Regions from separate parts of the Homo sapiens genome. Here region 1 is linked to region 2. Evidence: read pairs that join two places in POLR2A ChIA-PET (ENCODE). Cell type or tissue: OCI-LY7. All regions are shown on one strand. Links, peaks and the distances in the headings refer to the core of each region. The heading gives the core; the rest is flanking DNA.

Region 1 (4,400 bases), core at 297-4,296, 110 kb after region 2:
CTGAAAATTATTTGCAGTTAATTCCTCCCAACCTAACCTATCCTGAGCTTGCCATCTCAATATGTTAGTTTTAACTATGTAAGAATTTCATGTAAATGGAACAGTGCTGTTTGACTTCTTTCACTTAGTATAATGTTGAGATTCACCTATGTTGCACATATCAGTAGTTGGTTCATTTTATTTCTGGGTAGCATATTATGTTGTGTGGATATACCATAATTTCTCCCTTTACCAATAAATGGACATCTGGGTTGTTTTCAGCTTTTGCTATTATGAATAAAGCTGCTGTGAACATTTGAGTATAAGTCTCAGTGTGAACATATTTTCATTTCTCTTGAGTAAATACCTAAGAGGACAATTGCTAAATCACATGGTAAGTATGTGTTTATCTGTGTAAGAAATATCCACACTGTTGTACCATTTTGTATATCCACCAGCAGTGTATGAGAATTCTAGTTGCTTTACATACTCAATGTATGTCTTTTTAATTTGGAAATTCCAAAGACATAGAAGACCCAAAACAATCTTGTTTGATCTATATTGTAGTCCTTAAAACAGGTAGCATAAATCTTCTAGCTTTGTTTATTCTAAGTTCTTTTGCTTAATCTAGGTCCTTTGTGTTTTATATAGATTTTAGAATGAGCTTGTCAATTCCTCCAAAAATTGGGATATAGAGTTTCCATTAAACCTATAGGTCAACTTAAAGATATTTGACATCTTAATATAGAGTTTTCTATACCATGAACATGAAATATCTCTTAGGTCATCTTTAATTTTCTCCACAATATATTACAGTATTTCCTCTACAGACTTTATACATATTTTGTTAAATTTATTATTTCATATTTTTGAATAATGTAAATGGAATCTTTGCTGGTATATGGAAATAAAATCGATTTTTTTTGTATATTGATATTGAATCCTGAGACTTAGCTAATCTCACTAATCCTAATAGCTGTTTTTGGAGGATCCCTAGGATTTTCTAAATATGCTATCATGTCATCTGTAAATAGTTTCTCTTTTCTTTCCAATCTGTATTCATTTTATTTATGGCCTAATTGCAATGGCTAGGACCTTCGCAGTATGCTGCTAAATAGAAATGGTGAGAGTGGACATTCTTGTCCCTCAGTCTGAGAGAGAAAGCATTCTGTTTTTCAATACAAAGTATAGTAGCTGTAAGGTTCTTTATTGTAAATCTTTTTATCAGGTTAAAGGAGTTCTCTTCTATTCCTGGTTTACTGAATGTTTTTTTAATCATGAACGTATTATAACATGTTTTCAAATAGTTTTTCTGTATCTTTTGAAATGATCATAAGGTGTTTTATTCTGTTTATGGTAGATTACCTTGCTTTTTCAAAGTTAAAATAACCTTGAATTCCCAGGTTAAATACCACTGGTCATGGTTTATTCTCGGTATGTAAAACTGGATTTGATTCATTAATATTTTGTTAAGGATTTTTGACATCTATGTTCCGGGGGGGATATTTGTCTATGGTTTGCTTTTCTTATAATGCCTTTGTCTAGTTTTGGGTATCAGAGTAATGCTGGCTACATAAAATGATTCGGAAAGTGTTCATTCTTCTATTTTCTGGAAGAGTTTATATAGAAATGATATTTTTCTTAATGTCAGAATTCACCAATGAAGGCATAGATTATACTTTATTTGAAGATTTTTTATTACAAATTCAATTTCGTTAATAGATATCGGGCTATTCAGGTTTTATTTCCTGAGTTTTTGTAATTTATCTTAGAAGTCATTTATTTCAATTAAATTTTCAACTTTATTCCCATAAAGTTGTTTATAATCTCCGCCATTCTTCAGTGTCTTAGGATCTCTAATAATGTCTACTCTTTTACTCTTTGATCCTTTTCTTTTTTTTTTTTTTTTTTTTTTTCCCCGGAGATGGAGTCTCACTCTGTCTCTCAGGCTGGAGTGCAGTGGTGCAATCTCGGTTTACTGAAACTTCTGCCTCCCAGATTCAGGCAATTCTCCTGCCTCGGCCTCCCAAGTAGCTGGGATTACAGGTGCGCACCACCATACCCAGCTAATTTTTTGTATTTTTAGTAGAGATGGGCTTTTGCCATGTTGGCCAGGCTGGTCTCGAACTCCTGGCCTCACAAGATCCGCCCACCTTGTCCTCTCAAAGGGCTCAGATTACAGGTATGAGCTGCCGCGCCCGACCTACTCTTTCACTCTTGTTATTCAAAATTTTTATTTTTATACCCTCTGATTAGTCTAGCTAGAGATTTCAGTTTTATTGGCCTTTTCAAAATCCTAGCTTTTTTTTTCACATGCTTCACTCTGTTTTTCTACTTCATTGTTTTCTAATCCTATATTTATTCCCTTCCCTTGTTTGCTTTGAAATATTTTAACTTAAGTATAATACATATACAGTAAAATGATCCCTTCATAGAGTTCTTTCTGCTTGTCAGTAGTTTGGTTATGATGCATCTTAACTGGTTTTTCCCCCCTTGGGGATCACTGAATTTCTTGAATCTAGAGGTTAATGTTTTCACCAAAATTGGAGTATTATTAACCATTGTTTTGTTAAATACTTTTTTAATACTTCATTCTCTCCTTTCTTTGTAGGACCCCAACTAAACATATGTTGAAAAGCTTGGTATTATCCCATAAGTCTTTGAGGACATGTTCAATTTTCTTTCTTTTTTTAATGGATCTTCAGATTAGATCATTTCTACTGATGTATCCTTAAGTTCACTGATTCTTCTATTTCTAGTCTTGTGCTTATCTTCTAAATTCTATAACATTTTTTAGCTCTAGAATTTTCATTTGTCTTTTTTATAGTTTCAGTTTCTCAAGATTCCTTATGTTGGCTAATTGAGACCATGTTTTCCTTAATTTATCTGAGCACATTTGTAATTGCTGGTTTGAAGTAGTTAATAAATCCAACACCTGGCTCTAGTTAGAGTAAATTATTACAGCCTGACTTTTTTTTTTTTTAATATGGGTCACACTTTCATGTTTCATTACATGTCTCGTAATTTTTGGCCACAAACTTAACATTGTGGATAGTTTATTACCAACTCTAGTTTCTGCTTTATTCTTCTGGGTATTACTGGTTTTTTGTATTCTAGCTGGCAGTAAACATTCCTGTACTCAAACTTCAAATTCTATCTTCCAGCAGTATGCAGCAGCTGATCTCTTTGCTCAGTTTTTATAACTTCCAGTTGCTGCTTTTCTAGCCTGGTCTCCTTTTGTGCCCATGGAGCTTAGCAGTCAGCCAAGGAACTGGAGAGCTTATACTGAGATTTTTGGATATACCCACCCTGAGGTTCCCCTATTTCTCCAGCTGCTCTATCAATCCAAAACTGTTTTGCTTTATTTGAGATGGAGTTTCACTTTTGTTGCCCAGGCTGGAATGCAGTGGTGCGATCTCAGCTCACTGCAGCCTCCACCTCCCAGGTTCAAGCGATTCTCCTGCCTCAGCCGCCAGAGTAGCTGGGGCTACAGGCGCGTGCCACCACACCTGGCTAATTTTTGTATTTTTATTAGAGACAGGGTTTCACCATGTTGGCCACGCTGGTCTCGAACTCCTGACCTCAAGTGATCCACCTGCCTCGGCCTCCCAAAGTGCTGGGATTACAGGAGTGAGCCACCGTGCCTGGCCAATCCAAAACTCTTTACTCTGATACCTACTTCTGAGGTTAGGGAATGTACTCAAAATACATGCATGCATACATACATACATACATACATACATACGTAAATATAAAGAAGCTATTAATCTTAGCACAACTTTATCTTTCAAGGATTGACTTTTTGCTGGTTTGTCTGCTTTTTCAATGGCCCCTGTAGGGTGTCCATGTCCCACTATCCTTCATATGCAGTTAGCTAGGGATTACAGCAGAGTTTATAGTCAGATTTGGGGTTCTATTCCTTCTGCAGATCTCTTTCTTCCAGGATTTTTCTAGGTTATTTCCAGCTTCTCTGCCAGTCCTGATGCTGTCTTCTGCCACTTCCAACAGATAGGGCTGTCATTTTCTCCTGCCAGTCTTTCAAGGGGTTGAGAAGTACCCCTTTCTGGTAATGTGATAAGATAGGCACCTTAAAAGCACTCTAGTGCCAGTGCTTAGATTAGAAGTGGAGACAGAAAAGCAAAGAACAATTAGAAGGCCTTTGCAGTCTTAAATTTTGGTATTAGGGTTAATAGCTTTGTGAAGTGAATTAGGAACTTTTTTATAGTTTATGCTCTGAAACAATTTACATACCATAGAACTTAACTGTTACTTGAAAGTCTGACAGAAATTTCCCATAAAAGTCAGGACCAAAAATAAAGATATTTAGAAGGAATGTCTTGAATTCTCAATTTAGCACATGACTTTTGCCTTTTGGGGGTTTTATTGAGTGACTATTATGTTTTTCTGAGGAAAACATCCAT
Region 2 (4,400 bases), core at 307-4,306:
ATGCTAAGCCCCAGAGGGCAGGATTGAGTCTTCACTTTTCTGCACCTGTGTAACACATCCAGCTCAGGAGATGTTCAATTAACATTTGTTCTATCAATTTCTTTTGACACATAAATCTTCTAAATCCATTTGCAGAGAAGAAGAATCAGATAATAGATAGAAGTGAACAATTACAATAATAAATATGATGGGCCGGGCACAGTGGCTCATGCCTGTAATCCCAGTGCTTTGGGAGGCCAAGGAGGGCAGATCATGTGGTCGAGAGATCAAGACCATCCTGGCCAACGTGGTGAAACCCCATCTCTCTAAAAACACAAAAATTAGCTGGGCATGGTTGCAGGTGCCTATAGTCCCAGCTGCTCGGGAGGCTGAGGCAGGAGAATCACTTGAACCTGGGAGACGGAGGTTGCAGTGAGCCGAGATCGTGCCACTGCACTCCAGCCTGGCGACAAAGCAAGACTCCATCTTAAAAAATAAATATATAAAGAAATAAATATGATTAAATCACTGTAAATTTTAACAATATTAACAGTTATGTGTATGATCAACTGAAAATGTTTAAGTTATTTTTTCTCTCATTGACAGAAAAGTTTTTCTCAAGTGTAGATTAAAAATTCAATGAAATTTTCAACTCCAGAATGTTTCTTACTTTTTAGGGTATTTTCTAGATGTGAAGGTATAATTCCATCACAGTGATCATCTATGCGGTTCTCCCTTGGTCTCCTTTTCCAACTAATTATCACTTTATTTGATTCTTTCCCTGCACAATCAGGTTTCTTGAAAGAAGAGTCTACACTCCTGCTTGTCTTTAAGGAATGCACTCTACCAGGTTGCTCTCACATTTCTTCAATCACCACACAGTGGACTCTTAATATATACTGAACGCATGAGAGAATGAATGCATGGGCTCTTGTTCTCCCTGGGCATTTTCACCCATTCTTACCACTTCATACCCACAGAAATGACTCGTTAGTGTAAAACTCCATTGTGACCTTTCTCCTTTGCTCCAGTCCTGTAGATCTCTAACTGCTACTGGGCATTCACTCCTGGATTCCTAACTGGAACTTTCAATTCCATATTTCCCTATCTAAATGCATCATTCTTTCCCCTAACAAAGTTGTTCATTTGTATTTGCTATACTCATCAGTGAAATGACCATCATCCAGGTCACTAAGTCCTAAACTGGCAATCATCTTAGAATCTTTCCTGTCTTGCTGGTTCTTCCTCTTAGGTGGCTTTCGAATCTCTTAGCTTTTTCATCCTGTTTGTCCTTTAAAGCTGTGCTCTGTTACTATCATTTCTAGGAACCCCTCTCTGAACAGTCCATTTGTCCCCACTTATCTGCCCATCATAGCACTGAGCAACCAGGGGATGCCGAAATCATTAACTTAGGAGCTCTTCTCTCTCCAAGAAGGAGGGGTTCTTGAGGGCAAGAGAGTAAGTCTCGGTTACCTCCCATCTTAGCACAGTTCCGACATAGGGTGGAACCTCTAAATATTTGTGGAGCTGCCAATTGAACTTAACTCCCACCTGCCTTACCTTCCCTGCTGTGATTCAAACCTAGTCACCTCTCACCTGGATTATGATAACATGTGTGACTGCCATTATTCTCCCAGTGATGCCTAGCTCCAAACAGCCTCCACAATGTGGTCAGAATGAGCTTAGAAAACTCTAATGTGAATATGCCATGGAGAGGCCCAAAGGGCAAAAGACTTGCCCAAGAGCACACAACTGGTTAATAACAGTAGGAAACTCTACTGATTGCCAATCACCAAGTCTTAAATGCAACCAAGGACTCCAATCCAGCCAATTCTATCCATAACCATTCACCAAAGATTTTTCAGAGTCAGAAGACTGCAAAAGTGACTGTTTATACTAAATTCCTTAAGCAGCAAGATAGAGGTTAGATGCTGCCATCCCTAGTATCTTCAAATGTGCATTATTCCCCTATTGAAACACTGTTTGCTTAAGAATCAAAGGAAAACTCCCTATGAATGTTGTCAAGAAAATATGAACAAGTTCAAATCTCCTCAAATGAAGTTACATCTGCTGTGGCAATCCCAGCCCCTTACAACTTTGCAGGAAATGGGAAAGGAGGCACAACAGAAAGAGTGTGTCTGCTTTATCCAACTGCATCACTCACTGCAACAGGAAACACATGGCCAAACTAAGGCAGTGAGTCTTCTGGCCTTACAATGGCCTCATTGGTACCCAAAAACAAGACAAGCAGAAAGTTATCTCCCTTGTGTGTCCAGACATTGATGACAAAGGAAAACCCACACGGTGATATTAGATTTGCCATTCTCCTGAATTACTACTCAACCAGAGTCCAATACAGAGGATGAGGAAAATTCTAAAAAGATTCTGATGTTTCCAGTTGTTGGGCATGGAGATGAGGGGTCTAAAGAAGAAAAATAGACATTTGTGGAGATTTCAGAGGATAGGATGGTGAGTGAGTTCACTTCTGCTGCCTTTCTCCTCCCTGCTAAATCAGCTGAGATAGCTAGGGTATGCATGATGCAATAACAAGCAACCTCAAGCCCCAGTGCTTTAAAACAGCAAACACTTATTCTTGCTCCATTATGCATCCATTGTCGGTTGTCTGTGGTATCTACCCATGTTTTTGACAGCCTCACTTTAGGAACCATGCAGACTGAAAAGGGAACAACTGTCAGGAACCATATCGTCCAATAAAAACATAATGCAAGCCACAAATGTGAGCCACCTGTGTGACTCTAAATTTTCTAATAGCCATATTTTAAACTGTAAAAAGAAGCACATAAAATTAATTTCAATAATATTTTTAATTTAACCCATTATATTCAAAATAGCATCTTGTCAACAAGTTATAAAATACAAAAATTATTGATGAGATATTTTACATGCATTTTTTTGTACTAAGTCTTCGAAATCCGGTATGTCCTTTTCACTTATAGCACATCTCAATTTGGACTAGCCACTTACAAGTGCTCAGTGGCTACATGTGGCTACACAGTGGCTGTAGGGTGGGTCTGTACATCGACAGAGAAAAGAGAGCTCCAGAGGATCTTACACCACAATGAAATGCTCAACAATGAACTGACTGTACTTCCCAAACCCAGGGGCTGGGAAGTACAGCCCTACCATGTCCCTGGAAGACAGAGAGCTGGGATTATACAGTGAGCAAACCTTCAAGACTACCACGTTTGTCTTTGTGAATAATATCTCCCTATAACAATAGCTACTGTAACAATTATGTTGAATAAGCCAGGCTCCTAGGAGGCCATCAGAATAAGCCTTTAATTTTTTTCCTTCCATAACCCATTCAAATCAGTTCTTTCCCCACCCCAGCACGGACTCTCAGGCAGGTTCTATCATATTCCCCATCTCTCTTAGAGAATAAAAAGACTTCCAGCCACTTTGAGTCACAAAACCATCTCGACTCAGTAATTAAAATATAACATTCCATCCAATACTCTGAATCTCATTTAGGGTTGAGGAGTCTGCCTTTTTCAAGTCGGGACTGCGAGGCTGGAGAAGCCTGTAGTGGGCAGGGTGGCTGATGTGGCGAGGTCTTCTCTATTTCCCTGTCCTGTGCCTGTCCCTGCTTCCTTCAGCTCTTCTAGAAATAAGGTAGGGTGGGGGCAAATGGGAGCCAGGGGCAGGAAAACTCATCCTTTCTTGGTGCCAATCTAACCTGGTATTGGTCTCCTGTCAGCTTGTAGATGTTCAAACCTGCCTTTTGGAGGAGGGCTTAGAAACATTTCTTCTACCCCTCACCCCCACCCTCACCCCAGCAGCATTCAGATGCGCTTCCCATGAGGCAGGCCACCTGTGTTCCTGTGGCTGGCTGCCTACATTTTCTCTTTCAGCCTCTGAGAATCGGGTGGTCATCCCCTTTGTTGAGATCATACCCCTGCTGTTCCGGCAGTCCTCTTTGGCAGGATTTTCACCAGACCCACAGGGCCTTATCCTGCTTGTCTGCAATGGGAAGCCCTCACTCAGGCATCCTTTACCCTGGCAATGCAGGAGCACAGGCTGATTCCAGTGCAGCCATTTCCTCTGCCACCAGGGCACCAGTCAGCCACAGCCTCTGGCCTTTAGGCTGTTTCCAGGCATGATCTGCCACCAGCCTCTGGGCTACACAGATTCTAACTGACACAGGTCAAGGTCAGAGCCTTCTTGAACCACCTCACAGTCTGTTTGGGGTAAAGGGAAACACCCTCCCACCACCCCCATGGAGGGGAAAGAAAAATTCCATTGCAATGCAACTGTTTTCCCCAAAGGAACTATTTCTCTAATTTCCAGCTAGCCTCCCGAGGTTCTTCAGCCTTTTTAGATCTTCCAGATGGGAGAAGAGCTAAGAGTTGCAGAACTGGCTTTTGGCCATCCCTTTGCAAGTCCCACATTGCTTTGATGTG

What was found. ChIA-PET counts read pairs that join two places held together with the same protein. Peaks named below come from ENCODE experiments on the same cell type or tissue, not always from the same donor. Only the 100,000 strongest peaks of a DNase experiment are listed, where the experiment ranks them.
Region 1: POLR2A ChIA-PET joins it to region 2 with 5 read pairs; 3 of 35 experiments call an interaction of 5 or more read pairs at or near these places.

The regions. Positions count from the first base shown.
Region 1 is chr2:68,309,275-68,313,674 of GRCh38, reverse strand. All of the region lies in intron 2 of CNRIP1 (cannabinoid receptor interacting protein 1), which reads left to right. Among named protein-coding and RNA genes, the nearest start is that of CNRIP1, 8.5 kb to the left of the region's middle. In OCI-LY7, for the core only: no CTCF peak of the experiment used is centred there; no DNase peak of the experiment used is centred there.
Region 2 is chr2:68,418,584-68,422,983 of GRCh38, reverse strand. No RefSeq gene overlaps it. Among named protein-coding and RNA genes, the nearest start is that of FBXO48, 47 kb to the left of the region's middle. In OCI-LY7, for the core only: CTCF peaks have their summits at 3,855 and 4,057; DNase peaks (open chromatin) are centred at 2,533 and 3,803; H3K4me3 peaks cover 758 bases; H3K27ac peaks cover 2,460 bases.